Linked DNA regions of Homo sapiens: regions 2 and 3 are each linked to region 1. The links are chromatin contacts, found by Hi-C or POLR2A ChIA-PET in ENCODE. All regions are on one chromosome and are shown on one strand. Each heading gives the region's core, a stretch centred on a gene start or an enhancer-like site at or near the end of the contact. The rest is flanking DNA. Distances are from core to core; before and after follow the strand shown.

Region 1 (4,744 bases), core at 1,384-3,883:
TTACATTGAAAACGCAAAAAGATAGCAGATTTGGCTTCGACATTTTCTCACTTCCTACCACACAAGAAGCAAAGTGCTACATGTGGATTGACACTTTATTTATGTGAATATTCCTTTTGCAAACCCCAGTAAATGTTTTATTTTTTCCCGACCGTTTCTCTGCTTTGCAATCATTTTGACCCAAAAATAAAATAGTTTAAATAATTTTACGCACCCTTTGAATATCTCTGAACTACTGGCAGGAGCAGAAATAGCCCCTATAATTATCAATGCATATCATAGGAATCAGCTTTGCCTGAAAATCACTCCACACTTAGAAGTATGCACCTAGCTTCAGACTTAAACACTTGGACCAATATCCATCTTGATGCTCAGAAGAACCCAGCTTACCCCTTTCTGCTCCTCTTTCTTCCTCAACATCTTAACGCTGTCTTTCCTTCACTCAGATGTGTCTAGCCCCTTTCTTTCCTGCCCCCATCCCACATCCCCAAGTGCCCACAGACCCAACAATAAACCCTTCTGGCATTTTACACAGACAATTGCAGGTCACTGTAATAATTTTTCAGCCTGGGATCCTTCTTCTTTTGTAGCTTTTCATCTTAGATTTCTTAATTCTTTAAAATGAACATTACTAATTTCCTCCTTTCAGTCACTACCTTCCAAGATATTGGAAGTTTTAGAGCATTTTATATCTATGCAAAAATATGGAATAAGGTGTTTGAAATTAAAGTTTCCTATCAAAAGTCAACCTCTTCCCAAGCCTGTTATATCCTGGCTCAAATGGTCCCATTCTCCCCCCTGACTCCCAATCATTGTATCCCATTAACTTGTCTCATGTTCTTCATTGTGCTTACAATTATCATTATATAAATATAACTTACATATTTATGTTTCATATTTATATGATTCCAGATCATAATTCTTTTGCTTTTAGAAACAGTGACCTTGTCTTGTTCACTGCTATTTCCTGGTGCCTAGAACATGCTCTGTGAAGACTGGTTGTAAGAGAGAAACAAACCTGAAAAATTGTGATGGTCAGTCCCCATCTTTCCAGAGCTAGGCTACTAATGAGGGACCCTTGGTTGGGAGACACCAAGGTTTCTTAAGATTCCTCTTAGAGTTCCACCACCTTTGAGGGTTCCTGCTTACTGAATTTGGAAATGGGTGCCTCCCGACCCACACAGCACCAAAGAATGCTTTGACAGGTGACTTTTGTCTTTTTTCAAATTACAAATGATTAAAAGAAGCCCCACATAGGTTAGATAAGATGACTAGGTCATTTCGAGACCAAGGGTCTAAACAAAGGCCTAGGCATAAAAAAGAATTGAATAGGCTAGGCAAGGTGGTTCACGCCTGTAATCCCAGCACTATGGGAGGCTGAGGTGGGCAGATCATGTGGTCAAGAGATTGAGCTCATCCTGGGCAACATGGTGAAACCCAATCTCTACTAAAACTACAAAAATTAACTGGGTGTGGTGGTGTGCCCCTGTAGTCCCAGCTACTCAGGAGGCTGAGGCAGGAGAATTGCTTGAACCCGGGAGGTGGAGCTTGCAGTGAGCCGAGATTGTGCTACTGCACTCCAGCCTGGCGACAGAGCGAGACTCCATCAAAAAAAAAAAAAAAAAAAAAAAGAATTGAATAATTTTTCAAGACATACATTGGGATGTTGCATAAACAAGGCTGAAAAAAGTAACTTTTTTTTAAAGTAAAGAATAATGACTAGCTTGTTTTTCTCAGAAATGTATTAAGCATTGAATTATGTTATAAAGACATGACTTTCTATTTCCACATATTCTGTTTCAAGAAGCATTTTAACAGCAGCAGTTATGTCCTGGTTTATTGAGAATATCTGCCCCTGGAAATCTAAAAAATCAATATGTGTGCATTATTTTACCTACAGTCATAGCGTCATTGGACGTTAGGCAGGAAGGCAGCAGAGACACTTCCTGATGATCAACCCACTTGTTTTTACTAATACAAATCCTGAGGATCAGAGAGTGGAGAGGTTTGTCTGAAGTGATTCAGCTGCAGCCTGTGCTGGATCATCTTTATTGGCCTGGCTCCCTTTGCCAGCCAGCTCTGTAAACTACATGGATCAGGTTCTCTAGCCTTCTGGGTGGGAGGCAAAGGCAAGAGATTGGAGGATGAGTAGAGGGCAAGGCTGGGGTATTTACTCCATCAACAGCTTCCCTTCTGGGATGTGATTCAGTAGCGGTTGCATTTTTCGACCCAAAGCCGCAGCTCCATCCTGTGGTTCCTTTCACCCCAGGAGTGACCAGGCTTCCGTTGTTGCTAACTCCAGCCTGCTGAACCTGGCTCATGCCTTGCTACATAGTCCCTTTTTACTTACTAGTTTCCATTGAATATGTCATCTGTTTCTTATCTGGGCCCTAACCATACACATTCGAATCCAAGTCTTCTGACTACTGTCCAATGCTGTTTCTATTCCGTTCCCAAATTCAAAGGCTGCTTTAGAAATACAAAGGACTCTGAAAAGTTCTGAAGATCAAATGTACAGCAGGGTGACTATAGTTAATAACGCTGTATTATAGACTTGAAATTTGCTAAGTGAACCGATCTTAAGTGTTCTCCACAAACACACACAAGGATGACTATGTGAAGTGACGGATGTGTTAATTAGCTTGATTGTGGTGACTGTTTCACAACGTACATCAAAACGTCACATGCACAGCTTAAATTTATACAGTTTTTTGGTCAATTATACCTCAATAAAGCTGTAAAATATAAAGATCTATATTTGACAAAAAAGAAGGAAATATACATGACTCTAAGTGCTCTGATTATGTGGAAATATTTTAAAATACTTTGATGAAGTACTAGAAACAGAATCTAAAACTATGGGTAATGAGGCCACAGAGAGGGGAAAGACTGACTCTAGGGAGGTTCTGCAGGAAATCTTGCAAAGGTGAAATTTGACTGAGGCAAAATGTGGAACTGTCTAGAGGGGCAGGAGGGCACTGTGGTTCCTGTGTGGTCAGAGGAACTGAGGTTGCTGCTTTCAATCCTGCAAGAGCTGAAGTCAACCCACCCTGGGTGTGATTTTATGAGATATGTGTTTTTTATCCAGCACAGCCCCTAGGTATAAGCCAAATACTTTGTGCTCAACTAAAGAAGCAGTGCATTTTCCCAACACTGGATAGGAAAGCTGGTTGCATTTGTCTCAGAGAGGGGGCCCCTGCTGGTCTCCAGCATGGTGTCTAGTTGAGATATTGCCAAGAATCAACCTGACCAGGCAGAGTTTTCACCTTAAATCCTGACTTCACTGGAATATCATCTCTACATACTGGTGTTTCATCTTAATTCATTCCCACTTGCTTCCTTTTCCTCATGAAAATGGAATATCAGGCCGGGTGCGGTGTCTCACGCCTGTAATCCCAGCATTTTGGGAGGCCAAGGCAGGTGGATCACCTGAGGTCAGGAGTTTGAGACCAACCTGGCCAACACGGCAAAACCCCATCTCTACTAAAAATACAAAAATTTGCCGGGCACAGTGGTGGACACCTGTAATCCCAGCTACTCAGGAGGCTGAGGCAGGAGAAGCACTTGAACCCAGGAGATGGAGGTTGCAGTGAGCCAAGATCGTGTCACTGCACTGCAGCGCCTGGGTGACAGAGCTAGACTCTGTCTCAAAAAAAAAAAAAAAAAAAAAAAAGGAATAGCAGTAAAGTCATGAGGTAGAATGTAAAGCGAAGTTTCTTGAATAGAGCTGTGCCTCAGAACTGAAAATAACTTTGTTCTAGTCTCATCTCTGTCACTGACTTCATGGGACCTCATGCAAGTGTCTGGGACTCAGGTTCCTCTGAGTAAAATGAAAACTCAGATTAGAATGGCATTTGAGGTCATTTCTGCCTTTCAATTGCTATGATCCCCTAAATAATCAGACTAAATGACAACCTCTTCTCTCTTGAGCTCTCTGCCTATTTGGAGAAACAATTCATGTACTCAGGGTCCCTTCCTCCTGGGTCTTGGAATATGTTTCATAGAGAAAGTGATGAGGTTCTGGTACCCCTAACATTCCTGGACTCAGCAACTGGTGTCTAGACCCGAAGACCTCATGTTCCTGGAGCCCATCCTCTGGCCACTGTCTTCCTGAAGACATGTCATATAGGAAACACAAGGCAGGAGACAGATCTCACAACTTGATTGTTCTGTTGGTAGGACCAAAAGAATCATTTGGAGTTTGACTGCATTATCCAAATCACTTTTCCATTCTACTTGACTCCATCTGTCAACATATGCAAAAAAAAAAAAAAGTCAGTCCAACAATTTTCCTTTTTGATCTGTCCAAGGTCAAATAATCATTCTGGCTGACTTCTTTCCTTGTTGACCAGTTGTTTCAATCCTCCATGGACTCACTCTACAGAAAGCTCAATTTCAATGGTTTCTTTCTGCATAAGCCACTTAAATCAAGTGGCTTTGATTTCTTTTCTGCCTGGCAAACTCTGCCTCCTAACTTTAAAACACAGTTCAAACAGCACCTCCTATGGGAAGCACTTGTCGATGCGCCTTCCTTGGGTAGAATTCATGTTCTTGTCCTCTGTGCTTCCCAGGCACTCTGCACCCATCTCTTTCCTGGCATCTGTTGCCCTGTCATAGAGTTATTTGTATCTGCTAGAGGGGGAGCTTCTGTAGGTCAGAGACCTGGTGTTTGTGTATCTCTGCCTGGAATAGCAACCTCTTAGTGAGGACTTCTTAAGAAAGGAGGAAGGGAAGGGGCAGAGGG
Region 2 (4,744 bases), core at 1,516-4,015, 240 kb after region 1:
GTACAAGAAAATACTGGAGGCTAGCCGGGCGTGGTGGCTCATGCCTGTAATCCCAGCACTTTGGGAGGCCGCAGTGGGCAGATCACTTGAGGTCAGGAGTTCGAGATCACCCTGGCCAACATGGCAAAATCATGCCTCTACTAAAAATACAAAAATTAGCCGGGCATGGTGGTGCAGGCCTGTAATCCCAGCTACTAGGGAGGCTGAGGCAGGAGAATCACTTGAACCCAGGAGGCGGAGGTTGCAGTGAGCCGAGATCACCCCACTGGCCTCTAGCTTGGGTGACAAAGTGAAGGAAGGAAGGAAGGAAGGAAGGAAGGAAGGAAGGAAGGAAGGAAGGAAGGCGAAGGAAGGAAATACTGGAGGCAGAAAGGAGGTGGCTTTGTAGGTGCCTGAGGTTGAGCCAGATTCCTTTAAGGAAATGATTCTAGATACACACTCCACACCTGAAATATCCTTTCCCTTCTTCCTCTCCACTTAGCCCTTCAAATCCTCCTCTTTGCACAAGCCCCACAAAGACAGGGATCTTGTCAGTCTTGCTCAGAACAATTCTTTGCAAATAGTAGGTATTAATTATTGGTGGAGCAAATGATGGGTTCAGATGAACTGCCGTTACCTCCTCTGAAGCTTCCCAGCCCACCTCAGCTTCATGATTCTCTCTCTTCTGAATTGAAGCTTCTGAAGGTCTCCTGGCAAGAAGCTATTGCAGTGCAGAAAGCACATAGGATCAAATCCTGGCTCCACCTCTTACTGAATGTTTCCAAATGTCCAAATTAAATGTTTCCACTTCAATTCTCTCCATCCTCAGTGTTCTCATCTACAAATGGGGTTATTTTTCCCAGGTCTCTAGTGAGAACCACAGGAAAGATGTATAGGTAAGAAAGTCCCTGACACTTCAAACCATGAATTCAGCAAGTATTTTGGACTGTCATTCAACGTATCTTTTATAATTGCTTCAAATTATTTAGCTTTCTAACTTAATGATAATAGGAATAACCATCATTTGCTGAGCAACTAACTACTCTCCACTGCACACTGTAGCTGTTACACACATGATCTCTAATTCTCACATCTGCCATGGGAGGCAGGTACTATTATCCCTGTTTTGTGGATGAGTAAAGAGAAACTGGAAAAGATTAAGAGAATGAGTCCAAGTTGCACCCATTGTCATCATCCCTAGAGCCAGAGTTCAAATCCTGATCTGTCTGCCACGTGGCTTTCCTGGCCTCGCAATCTAGAGTGTAAGCTTAAACTAGCCTCTAAAGGTTAGTCTAAGCTTAAGGCCAGGAATCACCTCCTTGTTATCTGTTCTCTTACAGTATCTAGCCCATCACACTTCCTTATACCTAGCATATCCATATATATTTGTTGGTTTTTAATATTCTGCGAATTGAAGTGCTGACATTGCTTGATGATCTAGAAGCTAATTCATGACTCTAAAACTTTATGGTCCTCTCTATAGACTGCAATCTTTTGGCTCCAAGAGGTTAAGGAAACTAAACATATGAATAGTAGAAAGTGTCATATTCCTGGATAATAGAGTTATTTTAAAAAACAAACAAGGGATGCTGGTACAAATCTCAGAGTACTTAAGGCATCATCCAGAAAAAGAAAAAGAAAAAAAGAACACTTCCCCTGGCCTGGATATAGATGGTGGGTCTGACTGGGTTGGCATGTGATGCCCTGCCTGGCAAGACAGGACAAGAAATGAATCAACTGCCCAATGCGATGGTATGTGCTATTTCCAAGCTGCCTAGCTCATGAGTGCTGCACAATCCAGCAGCCCACTCTAATTTGTCACACCAAAGGCTGCCTTCTTAGTAAACAGTTGTCCACACTTCTGTTGGTTCTGAGTCACCGCTTAGTGTTCAAACTGAAATGCCAGTGCAGTCCTTGGACTACACCATGCAGTGTGAAACCAAGGGAGGCGGGCCAGGCAGGACAGCACTTCCTGTGGAAACTTCCGGGTCTTGCAAAGGAGCCAGAGCCTCCAACCAGTGTTCCGCAAGGGATGGTTGCAGAGCAGCCCCCTGGTCAGAGCTACCCCCTCCTCTCAGTGAACCCCCTCTCTTTATAGCTGAGGAAACTGGAGGTGAACTGGCTTTGTGACTTGTCCAAGATCCCACAAGTCTTTTTATGACCTGGCTTCTACCCTCTTCGATGTCATCCCCCACCTCATCCCACAAGCATCCTCTTCCCAGTCAGATGAAGTCATTTCAGCGACATTATTGAGTGTGCCACGTTATTTCACTTCTCTTGTCTTTGCGTGTATGTCCTGTCAACCTGGATGCCATTTCTACTCCTTCGTGGCTGGGGAATGACTCATCCTCCAAGACCCAACTCAAGCATCTCTTCCTTTCCGAAACCCTTTTTGACCAGTTGTTTCTCCTCCATCAAAGCAGATCTATCCATTCTGTGCTCTGTTCACATAACTGCTTATCAACCTGGAAGGCATCATATCTTAGAAATCTGTTTACTCCCCTAGGCCATGGGTAGTCAAGTGGCAGTTAGGATTGTGTTCAGCTGCAAGTAACCAAAAGCCCAGTTGATCAATATCTTAGACAAATTAGGGGACTAATTTTTTTTAGATAGCCAAGGTTGCCGTGATAACTCTATAATATGATTAATCATTAGGGCCCCTGTTTCCATGTAGATTTCTGCTCAGCTCTCTTTAATTTGTGGCTGTTTTCTTCATGCTTGTCACCCAGTGGTCACAAAATGACTGTTCTTTCTCTATATCCAACTTCCAGACTGGAAAAAGGGAAGTTAATAAGGTATTCACTAATGAAGCCTGCTCCTTCTACAGAGCTTTCCTGGAAGCTGCACTTAGTGACTCTTGCTTCTCTCTCTTTGGTCAGAATGGGACTGGATAGATATCCCTAGTGGCAAAGAGAATGGGAGATATATTTGATGACTTGAATGAATTGAAATTCCAAATACAATCAGGATTTGGATTGTTAGGAAGAAGGGGAGAATTGATATTGGGTAAGAAAGTAACTACCATATGTAGGGATTATGTTGCATTTTTCATTCTCTCTCTGGGGCTTAGCATAGGGCATGGCACATAGTAGGTACTCAATAAATAAATGTCCAAGAAAGAAAGGAAGCGACATTTTATAATTCCCTAGTCCACTGCTATTTGTACAGTATGACTCAGCACATCTTTGAGCTTTTAGACATGAAACGAAGCTTTCTGGGGGTGGGGAAGAACAGCAGGGAGGAGAGATTCCTCGGGGGAGTTTCCAGCCAGAGCTTACTTATTCCAGCTGCGACCACTCAGCTTAGCAATGCTTAGGAGCTAAGAGAAAGGGAAAAGAGTCCATTCTTGATGTGTACAGTTGAACCATCTCCCCCCGCCCCATCCCCAATTCAAAAAGAACATGTTGGTCACTACGTGACATTAGGAGCCTCGCTACATTCTTGGGACATCTCCTTCCCAGTCCCACACCCTATATTGAGACTCCTCAGCTAGGGAGTCAGGCCCAGCCTTGGGTCCTCTAAGGCCAGGTGCTATTTCTGTGTGTCATGTTTGTTTCCAGCTTTTCACAATTATAAACAACTTTGCAGTGAGCATCCCTGAAATAAATCTTTAGGATCATTCTTGTACATTTTAATTATTTTTTTCTGTAGTCTAAATTCCAAAAAAAGTAGAAATTCTGGGCAAAAGGGTATGTTCACTTTTAAGGTTTGTGGAGAAACATCTTGTTGCTTTATGCTCCCATCTGTCATGAATGGAAAAGCCTGCCACCACTCCAGGGGTGGGTGCTCTCCCCTTCTGAAGGTTTCAGTTGTCAAGCAGTCACTCCAAGGGTCTAGTCCTTCCTCCCTTCTGAAACAACAGCAGAACCACTATAAACCAGAAACAAAGATGGAGGACGCATGAAGATAACATGTCTTGATTCCCCTAGCTGATTGTAAGTTTTGCTCTGGAAAAAATGAAGATCATAGATTCCATATGCATAAAGGGAATATGCATTAGATGCTAGGTGAAAGGGCTCTGAGATGGTCCCATGGGCCCAGCTAGGGTCCTTGGGGCCCTTCTTGACTTCTCCCTATCATTCTCAATCAAGTCACCAAGTCCTGTCAACTCTACCTCCTACACGCCTTTGTAGTCAGCCGCCCCCCTGCTTCTGCATCTCCTTTGCCTCTGACCCTGACGCCCTCATGATTTTCCCCAACCAACTGCCTTCCCACCCATTTCTTTTTTCTTTTTTTTTTTTCTGAGATGGAGTCTCGCTCTGTCACCAGGCTGGAGTGCAGTGGTGCGATCTCGGCTCACTGCAACCTCTGCCTCCTGGGGTCAAGCGATTCTCCTGCCTCAGCCTCCCAAGTAGCTGGGACTACAAGCGTGCACCACCACACCCAGCTAATTTTTGTATTTTTAGTAGAGATGGGGTTTCACCATGTTGGCCAGGATGGTTTCGAACTCCTGACCTCATGATCCACCCGCCTCAGCCTCCCAAAGTGCTGGGATTACAGGTGTGAGCCATGGTGCCCGGCCCTTCCCACCTATTTCTTTGCTTCCACCCCTTCAATCCTTTCTCCACACAGATGGATTTTTCTGAACACCAATGACCATGTGACCATCCAGCTTGATCCCTTGTTTTAAATCCTGCTCTTACAACCTAGCAGCTCCCCAGCATACTATGTTCTCCTATGGCTGTGTGCACATGGAATGGGAGTTCCACAAGCAGAATTTACTGCAGGGAAGCTCCTTCTTCCTACTCCCCTCTCTCCAGAAAAC
Region 3 (4,744 bases), core at 1,503-4,002, 210 kb before region 1:
GAAATAGCATATATTTAACATATGGCTGTGAAAGATACTAATTTAAATACCACATCATATTTCTATTATTTTCAACTTCCATGTCATTGGCCATAGCAGGTAATCAGTGTGATGGTGCACAATTTACGTCTGACACAGGCTGATTTTTGTATGCAAATGTTCTTTTTTTCCTATTAAAACACTGAATTAGTCATACCTTGTTTCTTTTAATATTGTCATTTTAATCAGCTAACTAATGAGGGACAACTGGTATTAAACACTTATCTGCCGTGTTCATCAAAATAGTTAAGAAGAGGCACATTTGGAGAAATAATTGAAAATAATAAAAAGTTGAGTCAACTGCAAGGCAGTTTAATTTTGACTTGATAGAGGAATGTTGATTATTTCACCACAATTATCCTCCTAGTTGTTCCCTCTTTTAGCTTCAGTTGAATTGTGCTTCATTCACTCATTCATTCATTAAATTTTTCATTGAACCCTTCTCATGACAGGCATTGTGCTAGGTTCTGGGATAGAGAAATGAAATGACATGGCTCCTGGTTTCTCTTAGCTTACAATCTAGTGATGATCAGACGCTTACACAAATGCAAGCAGAGATGAGCTCCAACATGGAGTCTGGGCAAAGCACAGTGAGGCACAGAGAGGAGTGTCAAAGTCAGCCTGAGAGTGACTGGAAAGACTCCGCAGGGGCTGACGCTGACTTGAATGGAGACTCGAAGTGTGAATAACAGTTTCCCAGACAGACAACTATGGAGGTGGGAGTATTGGTGACAGGTGAGGATGGTATTCTAGAAAGAACCAACAGCATATGCAAAGGCTCAGAGGCTTATAAAGCAAGTTCCGGAAGAAGAGAAATTCACTCCTATCTCTATCTAGTGGATATGTACTAAAAAGTGTGGTGTGATAGAGATGTCAAGATTGCCTCAGGGTGCTGCATGCTGAACTATGACTTCACTCCAAGCCCAAGGGTAAGGCTGTTGATGTTTGACCTGCCATGGAGAGGAGTGGTTTTCTAACTGGAGGCTTATAGGAGAAGACAAGGATGGGGAGAACGGGTCGGGGTGATGCACAGGTGGCTCCTACTGTAACAAATGCCTGAACCATGCCTTGGAGAATTATATCTTCTTGTCAAACACTCCCCAGAACTAACCAAAAATAATTAGCTTCAATTTTTCCCATAAATTTTCAAACATAATATTGTAGACTGAATCAGGAAGCCTAGGTATACCGTACTTTGAAGCTATATTCATATTAGTGGGGAAAGCATCATAAGAAAGTAGACATTAAGAAGGGATTTGAAGAAAACGGGCAATTGGACTCAGGGTGTTGGAAATGGAATAATTTCTATGATAAGATTGTTGCAGGATTTGAAGGTAATGAAGTTAGGACAAAAGGAAAGTGATACCCGGAAGGAAAGATCAAACCTGCCTGTCATATGTATCCGAAATGCTTGACCCTGTTCTTGGGTGTGGGAAGTTGCTCCCAGTTGGAAATAAATGCTGTTTATGGATGGATGAGTCCAGTCCATGGTGAGGTCAAACATCATTTTCAGTGACTTGTTGCAACATTCATGATTAATGTTGATTTATTACTTGATCATTGTGTTATGTAAATAGGCGGCATCTTTTTTGTGTGTGTCTTGGTGTGATGCTGGTTTAATTGAGTTTGGGGATGGGGGGAGGAGGTGGGAGGTTCCAGGGTTAATACTGTTAGCATCTTCCTCAGTAGCAAACTCTTCTCATGATGGATGAAACAGTAGCAATAATCAGAGTAGCCAAACTGTTAATGGAATTCCATATGGGAAGGAGGGGTTTTATTATTATGGCAATTATATGACAGTAACAGAGAAGGATCTATAAACTAAAGAAAGTTAGTTATAAATGTTACCATGAATCAAAGATGGCAAAAAAGCATGCTAATTCGCTGACTGCTTAGCCAAACTCAAATTTTATTATTTTACTGAACAGTAAGCTCATTTTGTTAAACGCACACACACATAAGCACACACAAAGACGCACACACAGATTATTCAAATTAGAAGCAAATTTATACATTTTCTAGAATGACAGAAATTTATGCAAAATAAAAATGGGAAACTCCACATATAATTTCTATAATGAAAATGGAATTGTTTTATAACCATAAACTTTAATTAAATCCTAATTGAACCAGTATTTTATTTAAGTAGCTGGTTCATTATCTAGAAGCTTCTACTGGGGATTTAAGACTCAAAGTAGAAACAACTTTCATATCCCCAAAGAAAACACTCAAAGATTTACTCTACACTCAAAACTATAAGTGATGAAGAAAAGAATACCTGGAGATTCTGTGATTCTGAATAGATACCTGAGTTTCTAATGACCAAGGAATCTTTACCACCAATCTCCTTTTCTCCTGCGGAGTTACTGATACAAAAGAGAGTGGGAGGTGGGTGGGAGCACAAAGCCTCTTCAATTGTTATCAGATAGCTGTTCACAGAAAGGTCTTCCCAGAGTTTGCTGTGTAGAAAGCACAGCCCACACATCATCATTATTCATTCTTCCAGCTTAAGAGGCTTGTTTTTCGCAGATGTGCCCTTCCTGTTTGGCATTTGTAACTGTGGACTGTTGTTCAGTTGAAGAAAATGCGTCATCTAAATATGAACTGAGATTTTGAGCTGATTCATGAACACCTTTTGTTAAGTAAAACATAAAAAGGAGTATGGTTGCCAAAAATGAGGTACGCATCCCAGCAGAATTTTACTACAGTACATCCCACTAGGCATAAAACAAGAATACAACTGGTGTAATCACGGGAGACTTCCTCTTGGAGAAAGTGAAATACGAGTGACAAGGAACTTCCTAGAGAGGAGAAACAGACGATGTGCTTTAGCTTCCATTTTGCTTGTGTACACTCTATATTTATCTTGAAGCTTTTCCTATAGAGACTGTGGCATTATTTTTGGAAGCAACTCCCAGATTCATTCCTTAAAGCAAATTAACCTTACTCCTAGGCTTCGATTCAGGCATTTGTTTTAGGGAATGTTGTATCTACTCAAGCAATAGAGGGAAGGGAGCCACTGTCTTAGTCAAAATGACAAAAGGGAATGTTGTCATCACAGGGGATGCATTCATTCAGTTAACATTTATTGAGCACCTACTGTTAGCTTGGCAGTGTGTGCAATACATGCATGTTTGTGGAAATGATCTCTGGCCACCTCCATAACAGTTTAAGCTTCCTATGTCAGATGGTTAAAATAAATATGACCCAAGCAAATTTCGTCTGGGGATTCAGAGTCCAGGATTTTATTGTCACTAGTAGAAATTATGGAGATGGTAACAACACCTCAAGGAACATTTGCTTCAAAGCTGGTCTATTAGCTATCATGAGACAAAGTGGGATCACTCTGAAAAAGAACACATACATTTTCTCTCTTATGTCTTTTACTGCTTCCACAGTGAATCATCATCATCTAAGTTCACATTTGCATTTCACCAACTGGGAGGAAACAAACACTGTTGCCTTATTTTCTAACCAATGTTTTACAGAAAGGATTTAATTTTAGCCAAATTTTGGGTCTGATTTCTGGTTCTGCCTCTTTTCAACTCCATGACCTTGGATGAGTCACTCCTTTGAACCTGATTTTCCTCAAAGAAAAGACAACAAGCCCCTCCCCAAAAAACTAGAGGTTAATGTACAAGGAATGAGATAATGATTGCAAAAGCACTTTTAAAACTGTAGGCTACTTCAAAGTCAATTAAGCCAAAGGCAGGGAACAACTTTTTTCGATTAGCTACAATTTATTTAATTGAATTGAACCACTTAATCTTTTCTTTCTTAATTAGCATCTAGCTGGATGTTAAATTCCTAGATCAAATTAATGATTGGTTAATGTCCCAAATTCCATTCAGGATGTAGTTGTTACCTCTGTTAAAAATGCAAGTATACCTGAGCTGGCTGTTAGTCATTTACACCTTAGCATAACTGAAAAAAGATAAGAGGTTTATTTTAAAAAGAGAAGAAGAAATGTGTGAGGACTGCCTGGCTGAAGAAGATTGAACACCCCTAACAGGAGACGGAGGAGTTGGAAAAGATGTGTACACTCTCTTAAACTGTAATCCTGAAATTCCCAAAGCACTGAAAGTCAAAAGATACTTTTGTAACTCATTTGGTGACAAAACCTGACTTTACCGGAACTAATTTGGCCGCAATACCTGTCCCAAATGGATGCGAGGCTATTTAGATTCCTTATTTTCCCCACTCAGTGTGGCTGCCTATTCACAGGCTTTGCTGCAGAATATTAGTGCCTTCGATTATGATTTTAGGCTGTTTTTATTTTTTCCCAGGCTCTGCTGGGAATGTTATGTAGTGCAAAGTACAAAGTCTGAAAAACTTCACATTCAGGAAAACACCTGGCCCCAGTGATTTTGTTGAACCCATACAGATGCTTTGCACTGCCCCGATTACTTCCATATTATTTTTGTCTTACGCAGACAAGCCCTTTTAAAAGCTTGCCTATGACCAAGAGAAACAAGCCAGACTGCACATAAAATTAATACACTGTGTAGATCTAAAGAACACAGGATTATGTCCAGATGTGGTGGCTCACGCCTGTAATCCCAGCACTTTGGGAGGCTGAGGCAGATGGATCACCTGAGGTCAGGAGTTCAAGACCAGCCTGGCCAACATGGCAAAACCCCACCTCTACCAAGAATACAAAAATTAGTTGGGTGTGGTGGCGCACGCCTGTAATCCCAGCTACTCA

What was found. A loop is a pair of places that touch in the nucleus more often than their neighbours do. ChIA-PET counts read pairs that join two places held with the same protein, here RNA polymerase II (POLR2A). Pooled maps may share reads with other maps.
Region 2: a loop to region 1 is called in a map with no recorded cell type, with 9 times the contacts of the local background. The contact joins two enhancer-like sites. A Hi-C loop is called at or near these places in 4 of 37 single-sample maps with no recorded cell type and 10 of 50 pooled maps. POLR2A ChIA-PET finds 5 or more read pairs at or near these places in 3 of 52 experiments (H1, OCI-LY7 and activated CD8-positive, alpha-beta T cell).
Region 3: a loop to region 1 is called in a map of naive thymus-derived CD4-positive, alpha-beta T cell, with 2.9 times the contacts of the local background. The contact joins two enhancer-like sites. A Hi-C loop is called at or near these places in 3 of 168 maps with a recorded cell type or tissue (dorsolateral prefrontal cortex, heart right ventricle and naive thymus-derived CD4-positive, alpha-beta T cell), 1 of 37 single-sample maps with no recorded cell type and 8 of 50 pooled maps. POLR2A ChIA-PET finds 5 or more read pairs at or near these places in 2 of 52 experiments (activated T-cell and activated naive CD4-positive, alpha-beta T cell).

The regions. Positions count from the first base shown.
Region 1 is chr10:62,851,405-62,856,148 of GRCh38, reverse strand. No RefSeq gene overlaps it. Among named protein-coding and RNA genes, the nearest start is that of EGR2, 37 kb to the right of the region's middle. Within about 2 kb of position 2,633, at least 4 of the 41 ENCODE cell types and tissues checked have a DNase peak (open chromatin) inside an H3K27ac peak, as active enhancers do.
Region 2 is chr10:62,612,077-62,616,820 of GRCh38, reverse strand. No RefSeq gene overlaps it. Among named protein-coding and RNA genes, the nearest start is that of ADO, 190 kb to the left of the region's middle. Within about 2 kb of position 2,765, at least 2 of the 41 ENCODE cell types and tissues checked have a DNase peak (open chromatin) inside an H3K27ac peak, as active enhancers do.
Region 3 is chr10:63,062,764-63,067,507 of GRCh38, reverse strand. No RefSeq gene overlaps it. Among named protein-coding and RNA genes, the nearest start is that of NRBF2, 68 kb to the left of the region's middle. Within about 2 kb of position 2,752, at least 3 of the 41 ENCODE cell types and tissues checked have a DNase peak (open chromatin) inside an H3K27ac peak, as active enhancers do.